Regions from separate parts of the Mus musculus genome. Here all the other regions are linked to region 4. The links are chromatin loops, found by intact Hi-C in ENCODE. Cell type or tissue: left cerebral cortex. All regions are shown on one strand. Region 1 has its middle 42 kb from the start of Gm7759. Region 2 holds the start of Rims1 (regulating synaptic membrane exocytosis 1). Region 3 overlaps Rims1 (regulating synaptic membrane exocytosis 1). Region 4 has its middle 40 kb from the start of Ppp1r14bl.

The links. A loop is a pair of places that touch in the nucleus more often than their neighbours do. Peaks named below come from ENCODE experiments on the same cell type or tissue, not always from the same donor. Only the 100,000 strongest peaks of a DNase experiment are listed, where the experiment ranks them.
Region 1: it touches region 4 in a loop (3-fold over the local background); 2 of 42 quality-filtered maps call a loop at or near these places.
Region 2: it touches region 4 in a loop (6-fold over the local background); 6 of 42 quality-filtered maps call a loop at or near these places.
Region 3: it touches region 4 in a loop (2.6-fold over the local background); 7 of 42 quality-filtered maps call a loop at or near these places.

Annotation. Positions count from the first base shown.
Region 1 is chr1:22,937,608-22,942,607 of GRCm38, forward strand. No RefSeq gene overlaps it. Among named protein-coding and RNA genes, the nearest start is that of Gm7759, 42 kb to the left of the region's middle. In left cerebral cortex, no CTCF peak of the experiment used is centred here; a DNase peak (open chromatin) is centred at 2,422.
Region 2 is chr1:22,802,154-22,807,153 of GRCm38, forward strand. It overlaps Rims1 (regulating synaptic membrane exocytosis 1), which reads right to left and starts at 4,005. Exons shown (of 35, transcript NM_183018.4): 1 at 3,408-4,005. The coding sequence starts at 3,571. In left cerebral cortex, no CTCF peak of the experiment used is centred here; DNase peaks (open chromatin) are centred at 1,059, 1,255, 1,432, 2,215 and 6 more places; H3K4me3 peaks cover 4,457 bases; H3K27ac peaks cover 3,811 bases.
Region 3 is chr1:22,624,950-22,629,949 of GRCm38, forward strand. The region is part of intron 3 of Rims1 (regulating synaptic membrane exocytosis 1); the gene reads right to left. Among named protein-coding and RNA genes, the nearest start is that of Rims1, 180 kb to the right of the region's middle. In left cerebral cortex, CTCF peaks have their summits at 1,644 and 2,181 (motif pointing right); DNase peaks (open chromatin) are centred at 1,528 and 2,186; H3K27ac peaks cover 405 bases.
Region 4 is chr1:23,060,240-23,065,239 of GRCm38, forward strand. No RefSeq gene overlaps it. Among named protein-coding and RNA genes, the nearest start is that of Ppp1r14bl, 40 kb to the right of the region's middle. In left cerebral cortex, a CTCF peak has its summit at 1,956 (motif pointing left); DNase peaks (open chromatin) are centred at 1,945, 2,818, 3,159, 3,472 and 1 more place.

The DNA of each region.
Region 1 (5,000 bases), 120 kb before region 4:
AAAAAGTTTTGCAAAAGTAAGGCGAGAGATCTTGCAAATTTTTCAGGCTCTAGTCACAAGACTCTCCCAAAATAAGAAATTTGTTTAGGTTTCCATTTGTTTTCACACTTTTCTAATTAAAAACCTGTCCATGTACTGAGACTAAACTTAGACAACAAACACTAATAGAGTAGCTTAGCATTTTAATTTTCAGTGTGAGGCCTGTAAATCTCAGTCTTGATAGGGGGGTGGGGGGTATTGGGATGCTTTATAGTGTATAACACCATCAGAACATTGTTCTGTCAGATATTAAGGAAAAGTAAAACAAAAAGTGACGCCGACACCAGATTGGTGTGCAGTCATAGGTTGCTGTTGCAAACCCTTTCACTCTCCTGTCTACAGAGACTCACAATCAAAAGGGCAGAGAACAAGGCATGCAACATGGAGGTTCAGCAACAAGGGCCATGAGGCACTTTATGAAAAAACGTGATGAGAACTTCACTTTGGCACATCCTCCCTCTACTGGGGTGAAAAACACTCTGACCACCCTTGCTTGGAGCTGAAATCAGGTGAAAGCTCTTGTACCTAAAGACACATACCTAACCTTAAAGAAATGTACATTTCCATAAAGCTATTCAACCAGTATGTCGACTGATAGGTATCAGATTTGCTTGGCTTTGTGTTTTAAATCTGAATTTATCTTTGAAGGTCATACATGAATATTGTAATTACATAATTTCTACCTTTCTTGAATTTTTCTGTTCTGTCCTACTTCCAAATTCATGATGTTTTATCTAATTATTTTACACACACACACACACACACACACACACACACTTAAATAGAGAAAGCCTACTGACCCCCCACTTACCATTACTCCTACTTTAGTACTAAGTGTTCGGTATTGGACAACCAATGGGGTCTTGTCTCAGAGGAAGACTGAATCTCCCTCTCTTGGCAGTTCTTAGTTGCTTATAGCTCTTCATCTACAACAGAGACCCCGTGAAATTTCTTCCATGTGTCTTGGGATGTCAACTGTTATTGGACATGATCAGGTCTTTCTTTAGGCAGCCATGTTTGAGATTTCATGGGTGTAGCTTCCTTGCCATAGCTAGAAGGAACAATAGTGTAGCATATGTCCTGTACCTTCAGATCTTACACATTTCCCCCTCCCCTTTCATAAAGTTGAGTGAGCCTTAAGCATAGAGGTTACGGTGTGTATGTAATTGGGGGCTTTAGGCACACAATTGTTCTTTGCATTTTGACCACCTCTGGCTTTCTAGAATATATCCATCTGATGATTAAAAAAATCTTCTTCGATGTGGGGTAAAAGTAAGAACAAGGATAAGTATTTAGACTGTGGTTATAAATTATAGTGGTTTGGGGAAATAACAGTAAGAGGTGTTCTTCTAGGTTGCAGGATTTCACCAGCTGTGGGTATAGGCACGAATCCCCACCTATTGTGGTGGTCATTTAGTCCAATTAGGTGGCTGTCAGTTACCCTGTAGAAGTAAGCACCAATATTGTACTTTTAGAGATATCTTGCTGTGCTGATCATTGCTGTGGTTCATAGATTTTTACAGCTGGGTTGGACTATTGATTGGTGCTCTCCACTGGCAGCTTGTGTCTCGTCTTCAGCTAGTCCTTTGAGTAGAATTTCCAAACAGTTCCAGCTTGATCCTCCTCAATGTGGTCACAGTGTATGCTTTCTTCAGAAATAGGATCACACCTTCAAGTTCTGGGAGGCAACCAAAGACAGTGGCATTAACCTATATAATTATGAGTTCCTGTTTAACCCAACCAAACAATAGCTCAAATAAAAAAACTTCCATGCCTGGCACTGGGGTATTTGTAAGATAGTCTTTGGCTCATTTATGTCATATATATATACATGCAAACACATTTACTTATATACACACATTTATACATACATATATATCATATCAGTGAATTATTTGGATAACTGGATATGGATAATTTGGAGTGTTTAAATCTATAGTTACCACATAAAATGTTCCTTAAAGATTTTTTTTAGTACGTGTTAGTATAGTATAGTTAGCAGCATGTTTCATATCCACCCCTTTCTCATAGAATTTGTTGTTATTAGGAAATTAACACAGACAGAAATTATTTTTATTATACACAGTTGAGTAAATGTCGATGAGACTGTGAGATGTTTTGTCACCTTGGAATCTTCAAAGGATCTTTGGTTATTCTAGAATGCTTATCATAATCAAAGCCAATGTAGCCAGAGGCAGCCCGTCAAGGGGAGCAAGCTCAGCCTACGAACCACCATCACACCTCCTCACACCACTCTGACGTTCATTTCCATCCCTTCATTTCCTTCCAGGCTATGTGTGGAGGATGCCCTTCTCTGCTAAGTATGTCTCTGGAGATGCCATACTTTCTCTCCCCCTCATCTCTGATGTCATCCCCAGTGGCTCTAGGGAGTGAGGGAGGAAAATGACTCATCCACCATGCTCCTGAATGGGAACCAAAGTCACAAAAGCCATAGAGATGGTGGCAGCAAAAAGTGCAAGGAGAGTGGAGGAGAAGTGTTAAGAAGGAAGTATTTGCATGTGTTGCCAGATCTCATCCTCTCGGTCCTCATGTCGTTGGACGATGGTGCAATGGAATGAGCAGACATACTTGCTTTGGAGTCAGCTCTGGCTGAGACATCTGACAGAATTCTAAAGCATCAATGAGCCTCTTTGGTTTGGGTTTAGGATTTCTTTCTTTCTTTTTTCTTTTTCTTTTTTAATATAGTGTATCAAGCGGAAAAAAATACCAGAGACTCACATCCAGATAAGATAAGCTTATGCGGAAATTAAAGAATTTCACACGAGGCATCTCCTCGGAGAGTTAGTTGCTTGCTTAGACATACACAGGGCATGCCTCTCTACTGGGCAGGTCTACTGAGAGTAACACAGGGTCGTTTTGATTTGAATTTTTCCTGGCGGTCCTGTGAAGGCTTGATGCCCCAGTATAGGGGAAGGTGAGTGTAGGGAGGTGGGGGCGGGTGGGTGGGTGAGGAGCACCTTCATAGAAGCAGGTTAAGGGGGAGTTGGGTAGTGGGTTTGCAGAGGGGAAACTGGAAAAGTTACATTTGAAATGTAAACAAACAAGATAGTCAATTTAAAAGAGAGAGAGAGTAACACAAAAGCAAACAGGAGAGTCACTAAAGAAAGGAGTATCGGAGCAAAAAGGAAGGAGACAGCACAAAGTGCTCAGCAAATGTCCTGCCTTCCTTAGGGTGGCTGTCCGTACTTAACTCCGAGGTGAACAATGGATTTCTGAGATCAGAACATTCTAGACATGAAACAGGAATTACTTACTTATGCCCCTCGCCCACCCACTCTCCCCAAGTACATATCCTCTGGTTTTCATTTTTGTAGACATACAGGTCATTGACTTCCTGGCAGCAGATCGCTAAGACTTTCTTATTATTACCTATAATCTAATTGCTATGAGTACCACTAAACACGAAGTTAATGATGTTCACGCAACCCAGTACAGCTATAGAAAACAGCTTCACTGGACTGCTGAAAAGAAACCCATCTGCTTGAAAATCCATTCTAGCATAATAAGTAAAAAAACTTGGAAAATGTCACTACCTCTGTCTTTGATGGTGAATCCCCTCTACAAAAGGCTAACTTCATTCATCACTGCTTTCAAGTTCACAAGTGCCTTTTCCCAATCTTGTTTCTACCTTGCTGCATCCACATGTACTAATAATGAGGTGGGAAAATCTTCTATCTTCAGGTAGGTTGGAATGTCAAATGATTGGAAGACACATAGCTTTCGATACTGAGCAATAATATGCTTGTGTGTGTGTGCAGGTGTGCTTGTATGTGTGAGCGTGTGTGTGTGTGTGTGCATATGTGTGTGTTTGTGTGTGTGCATGTATGTGTTTGTGTGTGTGCATGTGTGTGCATTTGTGTGCATGTATGTCTATGCGTGTATGTCTGTGTATGTGTGTGTGTGTGTGTGTGTGTGTGTGTGTGTGTGTGTGTGTACATATGTGTTGCTAATAAGCCCAAATAAAGTAGAGTCCTATATTCTAAACTATAGGGTATTCTATAAGAATGGAAAGTTTGAATTATAGCTTAACTAGTAAGTATCTAAATTTCTATAGACTTAATGTTTATTCCTCTTTAAAATCTTCATGGTAATATCTGGTCCCAAAGTAAAGGTGGAGGTGTGATAAAGCCTTCCCCTGCAACAGTTTAGTGCTTTACAAAAATGACCTACATTCCTCCTGCCATGTGAGGCAGAGAGAGAAGATTGTCTATGAGCAGCAAGACATGTCATCTGCTAACACAGTATCAGACTCCTTACCCTCTAGATATTAGAAATAAATTTCCGTTCCTTATAAATGAAAGCTTATGATGTTCAGTGACAGTAGTATAAACTGGTTGAAAAAGAAAACGCTTGCCTAATTATCCTGTAGAATAAATCTCTGCATAATCACTGTATTAATTAGGGTTTCTATTGCTGTGATGAAACACCACAACCAAAAGCAACTTTGGGTGGGGGGGTTCATTTCACTGATATGTCTAGGTAACAGTCCCTCACTAGAGAAGTCAGGGCAGGAACCCAAGCATAGCAAAATTGTGAAGATTGGAGCTAAAACTGAGGCCCCAGAGGACTGCTATTTGCTCTCTTACTCCTCCTAAGGCATGGTTTGAGCAGTCTGTTTTAACATAGCACCTGGGACCACCAACCCAAAGGTGGCACCATACACAGTATGTGTTCTTCCACATCGATCAGTAAGTAAGAAAATGCCCTACAGACTTGCCTGCCTACGCCTGATCTTGTGGAGGTAATTTCTCAGTTGGGGTTCCCTCTGGTCAGAGGACTCTAGCTTGTGTCAAGTTGACATAAACCTAGCCAGCATAACCACCATAATGGGAACACCATGGAGTCTTCTTGTACAGTTGGCAACACCTCTCACAATATTTCCTCAGTGTTCTCTGCAACTTTCAACAACAGCACCCCTTTGAATTATGGAAAGGATAGAA
Region 2 (5,000 bases), 260 kb before region 4:
ACTCTTTTCTCTTTGAAGCTTTTATTTAAGAAACAGAATAAGATTTGTACCTCTAATGAGATCTTCCCTGATTTAGGGCTCAGATAACAAGTTTTCTGTCTTTGTAATATATTGACCCATGATGCCTGGTGACAGGTACTTGAAGGAACATTCATTGAAAAAGTGGAGTTTCAAAAAAGTTCCAGGACACACTACACACACACACACACACACACACACAACCAAAAATTAAGACCCATTTTACAAACAGTTACGTCAATCATAAAATATAATTCTTGAGAGCCATTTTTTTCTAATTATAAACAATATTACTTAAAATTAGTAGATTTTTACAAAACTAATGTGACCATGAGGATAAAATACTCCCAACTTCATGTAACATTTTTAAATTCTTGAACTGGAAGTAAAATGATTTTTCCCTATTTAAACCTATTTAATGTCATTATCGAATTTAGATTTCAGCAGTAACTTGAAGTCAAGGCTAACTATACAAATATATTCTGATTTGTATTTGTTAGACGGTACTACATATAATATCCATCTACTTTTTCATTCTCTCTATGAATGTTTGCTGTTCTATCTTGTGGAGAAGAATTCACACACAGTAGGCAGTGCAAGGCAAAGGTATTGCATTTATCACAAAAACATATTTTAAATCCAATTTCTCTGTCCCCAGTACTTCAGTTTGGTTTGGGTCTTTTGTAAAAGAAATTTCTCAGATATGTGATATGATGGATCAAGTATTACCACAAAAACTTTTCTTTTAAGCAAAGGCCTATGAAAAGCATTATTTTTTTTCCTGGTCATTTTTCTTGGCAAGTTTAGAAAAGGCTGCCACCCATGTCTAGATGTCATCAAAGGCCCCTTACACATGTGTCATTTGAATGGCCCCTATGATCCCCAGTTTCCAAGACATAAAATTCCTTCTGTGAAAAAAAAAAAATAAGTGTAGCAGTGCCTCACTAATTGCAGACACCATGACAGGCTTACAGAGAAGAGCATCAGCGTTCCAAAACACTTGCCAACCCACCACTGCACAGGAGGCCAGGACTTTAGCAGAGGAGGCCATTGATAAAGTTGATGCAGAGGTCCAGGGTTATTGAGAGCTGTTGTATAACAGCAGTACACGCTGAGATATTCTGTGAAATCGTGCCATAAAGGAATAGTATTTACAAGTCCATGGAAAGCAGTGACAGGGATATGCCAGACACGAGCAGTTGGGCAGAGCTTTTAATGTGCTTGTCCATGTAAACCCATATAGTATTATCATTGACCCTAGGTGGTCAGCAGGTTTGCGATTCTGCCCTAAACTCATCCACTCCAACTTAAAACCTTCACCCTCTACAATGCTTCCAACAGCCAACGAAGAGGCATTATGCCACTGCTTGTACTGTGACCCCCTTCCTATCTGGACTCTCAGGAGCAGCCCATATTTATCATTAGCTGCTGGAGGCCTCCATCTACCTGCTGTCTGCAGCAAGCACCAACAGGAACAGCAGCGAATCTGCAAATGCTAGCCAATTATACAGTGTCTAGGACAGGTGGCAGGGGCTGCAGTAGTGAGGACAGATGGACCAACAACCTGACAGACAGACAGACAGCAGCACCATTAAGACATCATTACTTCCAGGCTCAGAAGAGGGGAAGCCTGCAGCATGGGGTTGGGGCAGTGTCATTCTTTCACTAGGGACAGGAAGCAGATTAATGAGGGTTCTGCCTCCCTCAAGCTGGCAGGCTTGAAGTATTTGGTTTTTTGTGGTTTTTTTTTTTTTTTTTTTTTTTTGGTTTTCCCCTGGATGAGAAGGAGCAGGGAATTCAGAAACCTGCAGCTCTTATAGAGCCAGGCTAGCTCTGGCCTTCTAAGTTAACAGCCTTTTATTTTCCCAGAGTCTATAATGAAAGAGGAGGAATCACTGAACCCCTACTATTTTGCTGTGGCCTGACAGCCACATCTCTCCCTCAGTATAGCCCTCCCTACTCTACAGCAGTTGCTTTTGCTCAGAGGACCCACAGTCTGTGGTTGCAGCTTTCCCTATGCCTCTCCTGTTAGGCTCAGCTGCACTGAAGAAAAGAAGATGCCTTCCCAGCCAGCACCTTCCCTTCAGGAGGCCATTCTAGGGAGTTTGAGAAAGGCCATGATGGGTGTGCCCTGTGCCCTGGTATCACCCCCTGCTCCCTCTCTAGACTTCCCTGCAACCAGCTAACTCTAGATGCAACAGGTTCCCTTTGGCTCTTCATGTCATTTGCTTGCCCCAAATCCACCTTCTGCATAAGCAGAGGATACCAAGACATTGGTACCAGTCAGGGAGTCTACATTCCACCACCCCAGAGAGGAAAACTTTACTAAAGGGAAGACAGAGTTGAAATCCCCTTCTACTTCACGCCACCGGAGAGGCTAAGAAGCCAAGGCCAGCATGTATGGCAGTCCTTGCAAGCAGTTCTGAAGCAAAGGGTAGTACAGTCTCACAGACTCCTGCACTACCAATAGTCAACCCCATCCCCTCCTCATGCCCAGGAAAATGGGGGCACCAGGCACGGGTCCCCTAAAGGGCTGATGGGTTCTGTAAACAGGGCATGTGTAGATATTTAATCCCCGACTGCTTCCTTTGGGAAATGGGAAGGCCCCAGAGGTCTCTTAGAAGCCAGTAATGAGAAACCCTTATTTTATTTCAGGCCAGAGTTACCAATCAGCTGCTGTCATTACCAAAAAAACTTTGTACTGCCAGTGGCCTTGCATGCGGATAAGAAAATGTGTCTTCATACAGTTATTCTGTGTAGAAGCCTCAGAATCAAAGGTTAAAGGGAAGCTGGGAATGCAGGTTACCAAAGATGGCAACTGCCCAAAAAAGACCCAACCTTTGCATTGTAAAATGAATGAGCACCAAAACAAACACTAAAAATAAGCCTTTTTATTATATAAATACCAGCAAGCACCCTTCACTGTTGTAACTCAGATGTGCTCAACAACTCCAAGGAGGAGCTGCCCTCACCATCTCTACCTCCACCCTTTTCTCCACTCATGCCCTGGTCCCTAATCTGCCCTCAGCCCAGAGCTCCTACCATTGGGTGGGATCAGCTTCACTTGGCGCTGCATATCTCACCCCACGGTGGTCCCCCTGTCCACTCAGTCCTCCTGGGCACTCCTGGCTCAAGCCATCTTCCTGGGGTCCTAGGTTTTTGGCTTTGTGGGGTCCTCTCCTTTCTCCGGACTCCCAGACTTCTACCCTGCTCAATCCCGAGGAGGGGCCCCTAGCCCCAAGGTGGGCACCTCTGCCCTCACCCCTGCTCCCTCGTCAGCCCCTCCCCCACACTCAACCCAGAGGACCTGGTGAGTGAGTAGTGAATGGATGGATGGAGGCACCACCGAGGGATGGATGGCGTGCCCTGGGGGGTTGGGGGGTGCTTACTTGAGCATGGCCTCTTCTTTTTCCTCCTCTTCCTTCTGCCGGTCCATCACTGCCATGATAATGTTCCTCTCCTCCTCGGTCAGGTGGCTCAGGTCGGGCAGTTCTTGCATAGGGGGAGGCACCGTGGGTGGGCGAGGACCTCGGGGCCCCACGGCCGAGGACATTTTTCGTGGCCTGCCCGCCCCCTCGGCTCGCTGGCTCTGGCTCTCACCTTTCGGATTCACGCCCCGCAGCTGCGCCCCTGCTTTCCACGCTCACAGCGAAGCCCTCCCGGCGGCGGCAGCGGCGGCGGCAGCGGCAGCAGCAGCGGAGCCGGGGACAGCGAGGACCCAGTCTCTCATGATGCTCTGCCTCCCGCCGAGCCCGGATGCTGCCTTTGTTTGGGTCGCCCTGGCGAGGCTCGGGGCCGCCTGGCCGCCTCCCGCAGCCCAGCCTCGGCCGGCGGGGGCGGGCAGGCGGAGGCTCGGCGAGAGGGCGAGGGCTGGCGCTGAGCTCCGGAGCACGGCGGCCGGGCGCGGGCTGGGCTGGCGGGCCGGGGGCGGGGCCGGGCCGGGGCCGCCCGACGCTGCTTGCTCGCGGGCTCCGCTGCCTCCAGTTTGGGGCTGCGGGAGGGAGAGGGAGAGTTTGGGTGTCAGTTAGGCGGAGTCTCGGAGCTTCGCTCCCGGGTGATGCTGCTGCTCTCGCAGACATAAGCTGCCAGCCACTCAGTCCCGGAGCCGCTCCGCCCACGGGCACCACCCACCCACTCCCCGGGTCCGAGCCACGCGTGCCCTGGCCATTCCCCCCGCCCCACGCTCGCCGACGTGCATACTCCACTGATCTCTCCCAAGGTACCCCTCACCCTGAGTCATCCTCCCTCTCCCAGGTCCTGGTCCATGTCATCCTCCCCAGCCCTATTTTCCCATGGGTTGCTTTAATCATCTTCATCCTCGCCACAGTCTTCATCATTGATGCTTTTAGAGCACCCACAGGGTTTAGAACAGCAGGATGGTACACCCTCTAGGTCTATTTTCCCCTTCCTGCCACCATGTCTTTCTGCTTTACTCGGCAAGTGTGCACAGCCACAGTTGTGTGTGGGTTCCTAGATAATTTTGGTGCACACACACACAACATACACACATCCAGCAACCCGAATTAGCATTGTACCCTTCAATGCAATCTTTTTCTTGATGGGTTCTCGCTAGAATTGTTCTGCTATGTATCCTCATTTTCCCCTCAAGATGCCCCACCACACAGTAACTCTTTAATTTGCCATTTGGGGCACTGGGTAGCCCCATCAGACTGCATAACTGCACTTCACTGGTGCTTGGAAATGGATTATCTACTCTAATTCCTCCAGTGATGTTCGCTATCATCATGCACTCACTTCTCAGCCTCCGTGGGTACTTCTCCAACAACACCACGATAGCACGATAAGGAAAACACCCACCCATATCCTATTGGATTTAAAAGCGTCTGCTCAGTGCCTGGTACGATGATAGGCATTAAAGGGTGAGCTTCTCTCAGTGATAAAGGGGGGAAAATTAATAGACAATTCTTTCAAAATACGTAATATTATCGCCTTTGAAACCTGGAGACTGAATTTTGGTAATG
Region 3 (5,000 bases), 440 kb before region 4:
TATTCAAGATGGCGCACTAGTATCTCTAGAGGGAACCAAAACAATGAAGAGGAGAATTAAATCTCAAGTCCTATCATGTACAGATTTACATGTTATTTTCATGAGCTTTGGCGCTTAATATTGGAACTGAAAAGGGATAAGAATTGGGGGTCTCATAATGGTGTGTATGCACTTTACATTTGAGAGGTTGATTCATTCAAAATGACCAGAAGGTATGGGTTAACCCAGGTCCTTTTTAAGATGTCCTACGTTGTGGTTCCAATCACAGAATGAGACCACGTTTGGGAAACAACATCTTTGGAAATATGTCTTTAATCATTTCTAAATAGGTAATCAGAACTCTGAGGAAAAAAAAATTGTTCTTCAGTGTTTGATATAGTGCTTATAGAAAAATTCATCCTGATTTCAGTTTTTAGAAATGAGACCAATAAGTATGGATACAGAGAGGGGATGGGAGAAACAATCAGCTGCTGAGTATAAAATGTATAAAAGTATACATTAAAAATATAGATTTTTCTCCCAGACCAAAGAATCTTCTCTTGTCCTGCAGCCACTCTAAGGTTGGAAGGCTTCCTCTCTTGTTGCCATATGCAGAGTTTACCTGATCTTAGACAGACCCTGGTCCTTACTGCTTCCTCTCTCTGCTTATGTGATGACCACAGTCATCTGTTACTGCACATCTTCCACAGGGCAGGTCTGGTTAACACCTGACCTTGGTTTTCATTTCTCTTTGTGTTTGTGTGTCTCTGCATGTGTACACGTGTGCCATGCCTATGAAGGCTGGAAGAGAGCTGAAGTCATGGGTGATGAGGCTATGATCAGAGTATGAGACCCCTGACCTCAGTGTAGGACTCTCCACTTCTCCAGAAGCAGCAAATGCTCTTGACTACTGAGCCATCTCTCCAGCCCAAGCCTGCTCTTGGTTTCTAACTTGCTTTGTGTTTCTTCAGCACAGTGTTACATGATGTCTTGTTGACAGACTATTGAAGGTACTATGGTGGGTGCTCCTTTCATTCTTGCCATAATTCCTTCCTTTAAATACAGTGTGGCCTAAACTTTCCAGTTCCTACCACTTTGCAGGTCTTTGTCTCACTGCTTTCTCTACCTGCCAAAGACTGTTTGCCTGAAGTTCAGAACAGTTATGAAGTATTCCTCTACCATTACAAGTGGGAGTTTATAAATATATACTCCTACAGGCTTTCTGGTTTACTGAGATAACTGAGCAGTAGGTTTTACTCTTGCTCTGGTGGGTTTTTTTCTTTTTTTTTTTTTTAAACTGGAATTAACTACCTCAGCTTTGTCTTCCTTTCTGAATGGTTCCTATACATTGTATGTGGACTCTCAAAGGAAACATGCTGGAATTCTAACCCACAGTACCAAATAGAATATTCCTTGAAAGCACACTCTTTGTAGGATAATCAAGTTAAACTGAGATTGCTAGAGTGGATTTTAATCCATCGTGACTTTTAAACAGGGGATAAATTTAGCCACAGAGGCGACACATACAGAATGAAGATGGTGTGAATATGCATAGGAAGAGGGTTTGGTGACTGTAGAGAGTTTGAGAGCTACATCTCCGAGGCCAGAGAAAGGTGCAGCCATCAGAAGCCAGGAAGCTGAGGTGGAACAGTCCCCCTAGAGTCTTCACTGGAGCATGCTGCTGCAGCTGCCTCAGCTCTGACTTCTGAGCTGTAGGACTGTGAAATGATTTACTGTTGCTTTAAGGAAGGAAATCTTTGCTATACTTTAAGGTTAGCTCCTTTCCCATTTAAAAATATGTATCCTTATTACCTTTCTCACACTTCCTATGCCTTTCTAATAAACAAACTGTATTTAAATTACTTTAATCCTCTTCCTTCCTCCCTCATGTCCTCCTCCTCCTCCTCCTCCTCCTCCTCCTCCTCCTCCTTCTCCTCCTCCTGCAATCTTTCTGCAATTCTTCTGCTTCCATGGTACTAGAATTACGCTAACATAGAACCACTCACCATGCCTGAATGTACCTGAACTTTCATTTCAGATTCCCATGTGACTAAAAAATATTTTTCCAACAGAGTCTGAGGTCCTTTTAAAAGAAATAACGGGCATCCTGCTGTTTTCTGTGCTTTAAATTTTATTTTCTTCTTTTATGTGTGTGTTTGCCTGATCAATGTCTATGTATTACTCATGTGACTGGTGCCCAAAGAAGCCAGAAGAGGGCCTCAGATCCCTTGGGACTGGAGAGTTGTAAGTGGCCACGTGGGTTCTTATATTCATTCCTGGGTCATCTAGAAGAACAGCCAGTGATCTTGACTGCTGAGGCATCTCTCCCGTCTTGTTTACCATTTTTAATACTTCTGGCAGCTAGCCAAGTGGTGTTTATGGTTTTGGAAAGAATGAGGTAATAGATCAAGGAAAGCTAAGACGGTGAATTAAAAAAATAAAACAGTAAAGGCTTTGAGGATCCATGCAATTGGTTCCACGTAAACAGGTAAAGGAAAAAAAAACCTAGACTAAACAAAGACGCTGATACTCAGAAAAGGTCAATTTGCCTTGGTGCTGCAGTCTCAGGACTGTTTCACTGCTCGTTTTAATCTTTAAATAAAATAATCATTAAGATATGGAAACAGCAAATGAGACAAATGTTTTTTTTTGTGTATTTTTAAAAGGTTTAAGAGCATAACTTTAAATACCACTCCCTATAAGCAGCCACTCTGCTGCAGTAATGCCTTGGGAGATTTAAAGCACCAACATCAGACTGTTGCTCCTACCCCGAGCGAAGCTCTTGCACAAAGTCAACAGCATCAGCTTCTGCTGACATAGCTCCACTGAATAACTATATTTATGCACATTTTAATGAATATATTTATAAGAATGCAATTGTTTTTGCCTTTTAAAACAATTAAAGATTCCCTCCAGGGGGACAATGAAGATGTTATTGTGTTGCAAGTCTCTTCTAGAATTACTGGTAATACATTTAAAATATTAAAGGAGGAAAAAAATAGTTTGACTTGAAGTTGATGAATGTATGCGCTAAGCCCCTTTGGCAATTTTTTTTCATTCTGCAGTTTGCTACTGTGTCTGAAATGCTCAAACTGATTTGCAGGAAAATGAGAGGAGCATTCAGGAGCAAAGGGATGTTCTTGTATCTCCTGACACTGGTTTAGCTGCATCCAGACACAACTTTGATAAGAAGAGTAAGAAGAGGTTGAGACCCAGAGGCCAGGGCCAGGAAGAGTGCTATCACTAACTTCTGCTTATATCCCTGTGGATATAAGAAGTCACCAGCCCATACTTTACAATTTATTTCACAGTCCTGGGAATGAAACCCAAAGCATTACACATGCTAAGCAACTGTCCTACCATGGCTCTATACCTACCATAAGATCATACATTAAATGTAATATTGCTAAGAATAAGTACACCTTCACTTTGGTCAGTGAGCAGTGACCATGGTAGAAACTGGGAAGCTAAAATTTTCTTGTAGTATTCATCAAGACTCCTGTGCACTGTAATTTTCCAGCTAAGCCTCATATTTAACCCATTTAGTACTTCATTATGGCTTGGAAGCATCAACTGTTCTTCACACTTGTACCCAATGTTGATAAAAATAAACTCCATTTATCCCAGAGTTCATTGTGAGGTGGTTTTCATTTTGTTTTTGTTTTTTCATTTTATTTCTTTTTAAGCAATAAGAATTCTTAAGAGCCAAGATAAAAGCTACACAGTGTTATTGTAAAGGAGAAAAAGATTAAATTGGGGAGTCAAATATTAGATGATACAAAACATTATAGGGTTCTGAATATAGCCTCCCAAGATCTAGATTTTTAAATATATCCATTATGTGCTTAACTAAAACTAAAAACTATAAACACCAACATCTGTATACCCCAAGAGATGTTAGTTACATCATGCACTTTGGAACAAAGAGGAAAAATTTATCATTCACTGAATAATTACTTACTGAATAACAGGTTTAAGGAATTGTGCCAAGAATTCTTGGGATTCAAAGTAAACCAGAGTCAGATATCCTGTAGGCAGCATAATCTGTCCTCACATACCATTTCAATACAAAGTAATACGTATTTGAAAGTTGGAGTTACCATTTCAGAGGAGAGGAGAATCATTACTAAGTTCGCTGTTCAGAGAAGACGTAATTGACAAACACATCAAAGTAAAAGGGGGGACGGTGTTCTCACATGAGCACAGCAGGGATACGGAGAAGGAAAATCATCATAACATAACGATCTGCAAAAGCACACACAGCATCTATCCACTAACAAGCAGCCCTCTTGCCTTAGACAGTGGTCCCCAGTGGGATGGAACAGAAAAGAAAGTGAAAATCAGGCAGCAACCAGGACGAGCAGGCCTTGAAGACCAGGTCAGAGCTGCGAGGCACCATGGGAGGCTCAGGGGTAACCATCCACACTTGTAGCCCCGGATTAAACCTTGAGTGGAAGCTGCACTGAATGGCATCTAGACCACGTACTACAAACTCAAAGCCAGGAAACTGTGTAAGGAGCCTTGCTGGAGACCAAGGAGCAAGCAAACATGCTTTAGAAGGTCAAGGAGAGCTAAGACATGAATTATAAGCACGAGTTTATCCAAAAGGATCACCTTATTGACTGCTTCAGTGAGCGGGCTGCCTACTTTCAACAGGATCACCATTAATAATACTGGACGAATCTGGGGACAGATTAATAAAGCTTTGAACTGGGCAGTGGCATTATTATATGTTTATCATATTTCCCTTTGCTAAATCAATGTCAGCTTTAAATACATTTGTTTGACAATTCTGAACCAATACGATTCAGAAATGTTTTAAATACACAGTAGAAACATGCCACACTTGGATAAAATTAGTATTCTGTATAAAATAAACCAATGAAACCATGTCACCTTACGTGACATATATATAATACTCATACCACATACCTGCCCCTCAATGATATCCAGGTACTTAGAACAAGTAAGTTAAGAATACAGTGTGGGTAGGAAGCCTGTTCGGAATGAGGCTTCCTTTC
Region 4 (5,000 bases):
TTTTCTGGGATCTCGGAGGTGGATCTGGCCACAGTCCATCCTCTTGGCTAGTATTTAAATCAAGAGTGCTTCAAATTTGGCTTAAAATTGAGGTAGTGATCTTATTCTCGACCGGTAGGATTAGCAACACATGATCTAATTTTTAAAGTAATTCATTTGCTCATTTATTTTTCTTTGAGGCTGTTTATTACATTATGCTACATGTAATGAACAGACCATACTCACACATGAAATACATAGAAACACTGCCCACAAACTCTAGTACAGTTTATTCACCTGCTTATTTCAGCTTTTAATTCGTCACTTCCTTAGGTTTTTTTTTTCTTAATCTTTTATGAGGACATTGGCTAACACTTTGAAATCTTAGGAAACATTGCTACCATTTTTGTAGTAGAAGTCTATAAAAACTATCACCTTGCTAACATGAATTTCTATTAATTTTTAAAAGTGCTTCATAAATAGTTTTTTTTTCTTTTAATGAACCACTTGAAAAGGATGCATCAGGACAGTGCTCCTTGTGCCTCGGGACAGTGCTCCTTGTGCCTCGGGACAGTGCTCCTTGTGCCTCGGGACAGTGCTCCTTGTGCATCGGGACAGTGCTCCTTGTGCATCAGGACAGTGTTCCTTGTGCCTCGGGACAGTGCTCCTTGTGCATCGGGACAGTGCTCCTTGTGCATCGGGACAGTGCTCCTTGTGCATCGGGACAGTGCTCCTTGTGCATCGGGACAGTGCTCCTTGTGCATCGGGACAGTGCTCCTTGTGCCTCGGGACAGTGCTCCTTGTGCCTCGGGACAGTGCTCCTTGTGCATCGGGACAGTGCTCCTTGTGCCTCGGGACAGTGTTCCTTGTGCCTCGGGACAGTGCTCCTTGTGCATCGGGACAGTGCTCCTTGTGCCTCGGGACAGTGTTCCTTGTGCCTCGGGACAGTGCTCCTTGTGCATTGGGACAGTGCTCCTTGTGCATTGGGACAGTGCTCCTTGTGCATCTGGACAGTGCTCCTTGTGCATTGGGACAGTGCTCCTTGTGCCTCGGGACAGTGCTCCTTGTCTCATTCAGAAGCAGCAATAACAAACGGTGAGCTGAAGCACTATTAAGGTAATTGGAAATACTATTATTCCAGAGAATTTTGAATTTAAATTGTCAGTTCACTGAACATGTTACTGGAATACCTGCCAATCTCTCTCCAATGCTGGCAAAAAGCAGTGGTAAGAATAATTCCAGATGAATTGATTTGAGAAGCAGAATATTCTGAAGTCACCATGTATCTAGTATGTACTATGACTTTATTTTTGAGTTGTTTGTCTCAACTATTCCTAAAGACTGAATTAATTATAATTTTATCTAGATATTTATTAATAAAATCATCAGCCATCGTATGTATTTTCTTTTGTGTAGCTGTGGGGTTATCAAAATTTGGACTTTATTATTCATGTTTTCAAAATAGAAAGTTAAAACGTTTCGATTCTAGAGGAATTAGTAAAAGATTATCAAATGCAAGTTATGAAAAATCCTGAGCAGATGGGTGGTAGTAGCGCAGAGTCTCTGTGAGTTCAGGGTTCTACAGAGCAAATTCTAGAGCAGCCAGAGATACACAGAGAAACCCGGACTCAAAAAATCCAGCCCTGGGGAGGGGGGTTGTGGGAAGAAGCAGGGAAAAACAACTTTTAAAATAAATAAAATGGAAGAATTTTTCATTAGGGCAACAATTTATCAAGGCAAAAAGAATTCCAGACAACCATGCCTGCCAGAATCTCCATCATCCTGTTAGCGTTTTCACATCAAGTGAGAAGGCACATTCCTGAACCACAGGCACGGACACAGGCAGGAACACTGTGCATTCTCACACTACAACTATGACATCATACTTTGGGAAACGAAAAAGTTCAGCAATAGTTCTGTATACTCTGGTGTGACTTGTAAAGTCACTGCCAAAGACGAAAGAGCGCCACCTAGTGAACCTCTTGAAGAATCTTTCCTACCAGTTGCTCATTGGCGACCAAGGCATGCGCTCATGCGCCTCTCAAACCACTGAGGCTAATGCTGCAGTGAAGGAAACCAGCCTTTACAAGGTGCTGTGCACTTCTATCTGTATCCTGTGTCGAGAATGTCCATGCGCCTTTGCATCTGCTAATATTCTGTCCATGCTTCAAGGCACAATTTAAAATTCTGTCTCCTCACTAGGACTCCCCCACTGTTCTTTCTCCCAGTCAGTTACTGCCGGTGGATTTTGTGCATTGTCTGTTAGCTCCTTTTCTCATATGCAAGCGTGTTATAGTCAAATGTCTGTGTGCCCCATTCACCTGTATTTTAAGGGCAGAATACGCTTATGATAAACACTCAGTTTTGTTGCAAGGATTAAAGAATTAATCTTTAGAGGCCATTTTTCTTCTGTATTACTATTAGCCTCTACTCTGCTAAGGAACCCAGACTCTACAATATGTTCAGGAAGTATCAGAGATATTATATAGTACTCCTATAATATCTTCAACTTGCTGGCTAAAAGAAAATGTTTGTACATTGTGAACTTCTTTATTCTTGGTGATAATTTATAAACAACCATTCTCAAAATAACAACCTTTTCATTACTTTATAAATCTGAAAACTTAATAAGTAAGTGTATTGACGTTAAGAGAGACATTAGAGAGAGTCAACCAGAAAGGGAGCACTGATTGGCACAGAGAAGCCTTTATCACGGATGTTCCCTCATTCTTTGGCCAGGACTATATGAACTCGCCAGCCCTCCTCTTATGTAACCCATGCCACAATGTGTAGAAGGCTCAGTACAATAAGCAGGCCCTATCATAAAAACTGAGGCAGTGGGAGGAAGGTCAACTGGTCCAGGACTCTTGTGGTGTCTTTGAAAACAATCAGGTCTCTTTTTCGGGATGTGGGGTACCCAAACCTTCACAACCACCAAAGCTGTCCTGAGCCAATGGCATTTGGGTATTTGTATCACAATTCCAAAATTATAAAACTCACAGACTCCTGCGGGTGAGTTTTAGAAAGAAGTCTATTCTGGATTCATAGATGGGAGCTGAGGAAGGAGGGAGTGGTGAGCGCCTACACAGCAGGAAGGGTCCTGGGAACGTGGCACTACGAAGTTCTATGTCCGGAGGTTCTTTAAGGATTTCTGGGCATGGGAGAGTAGATGAGTCAGTCGGTCCATTCAGCCCATCCATATGCGCAGGTGTTTCCTCCCCTTATAGACATAGAGGCATGCATAGCCTATAGGCAGAGTGCTCATTTAGGAGACAACAACTGAAGAAGAACCAGGACTTTCTTTGGGATTTCTTGCCTCAAGCATGGACGCTCTCAGAATTGTTCTTGACCATCTTCTATCTACTCTTCTCTTTCTAGCTAGACAGACTCAGGCACAAGCCACCAGGGAGAAGGCAAGTGAGTTCTTCGAGTCAGGCAGAGAATGTACTCATCAGGGGAAAGGCACCTGCAAAAATGGCTTTGGAGGAGCAGGAATGTGTCCTGGGTTATGAATACCCTGCACTTTCGAAGAAAGAGGAAGGCAAACATGAAAACGTTAGGCTGGTATTTCTCAAACTTGTCCCACGTGTTTTAAAAACCCAGTTATAAAAGCTGTGCCTCGTGCCAATTAATTCAGAATCTTGGGAGGCAGAGGCTAGCTTTGAAACTTAAAAAAAGAGAAAAGGTAGAAGCCCTCTGCCTTAGTATGAGAGAGCTACCCTCACACACTCTCTGCTCCAATGCCTAGGCTGATAACCAACACATCAACTGCCTTTCAGCTTTGGACCAGAGAAAGCCAGGTATAGCTGAGATGTTCACCACAATACTGGAGTCAATGAAGAGGCTGTACAGAGAGTAAGGTCTCTCGCCCACAAGAACCAGTGCCAGACTACAGCAGAGTATGAGCAAGGCTGCCCTGGCTTTTCTGGAAATCAGCCTCCATGCTCAGCTGTGGGGAAGGGCAAGGAGGAAAGGTTCGGCATTCACCCTGGGTGCCCCAGAGAGGAGAAGAAGACAATCCCTGCCAACTTCATCCCACAGTAACAGCTATTCTCTGCCATGCATTTTCTGTGTCTTAGTTAGACTTTCCTGTGGGAAAGGAGCTGTACTTAAATGACAAGCTGAATGTAAACTGTTTCTGTTCTTTTGGTTCAAATTAGGGGTGGAAAGGAGAGAAATATAGGGATACCAAGGAAAGGCTAGACATCTGAAGAGAGAAAAAATTTCATTACCAATGAAATATAAAACTTTACTCTTGCCCTAGGTTCACATTTGTGTAGTTGAAGGGCTATTTGAAAACATTGCTTCTCTTTTTAAAATAAAAGAATAAAACCTAAATTAATAATTTGTATCTATAATTTAAATTATAACATTCAGACAACAGTGTATTAGTCAACCCTATCTTTTATTATCATTTTAAAATAAAATTTTAAAATGTGCATGTAAGATTTACTTGAATATGTAAATATTTATAATTAATTTTGCTTCTGGGGTTTTTCATTCTACCATGTATGGCTCACTGTGAATGTGAAGATTCAAAAACTCAGTGGATAAACGATTCTCACTAAACAAAATAAATATGCATTAGGTTATGTAAAGCAAGCAATTACAAATGTTTATGTTGTAAAAGCTAAACAATTTCAAACTTTTAAACTTATAAAATCAACAGTAGCATCCACCATTGGAGTGGTTCTAAATTCACAATACTGCTGAGTTCTAGTCCAGCATAGCCTGTTCTTACTTTTGTTTACTTCCAAGCATAAATGATAATACTTTTAGGATTTCAATTTGAACACTAAATTTTTTTCTGTGACAGAGAGAAAAATGTCAGCAGTCCCTTTACTTAATATACAGAGGGAAAAATTCTCAAGTATACTACAGTAAAAATAAATGATCAGAATACAGTAGACAATGTGGATTAGGTTCACAAGCTTCACACGCGAGAGGAGGTAAATGATATCTGACCCTGAGAACGTTTACCAGGAACACAAACAGGCAGAGCCTTCCTTATAAACACTGTG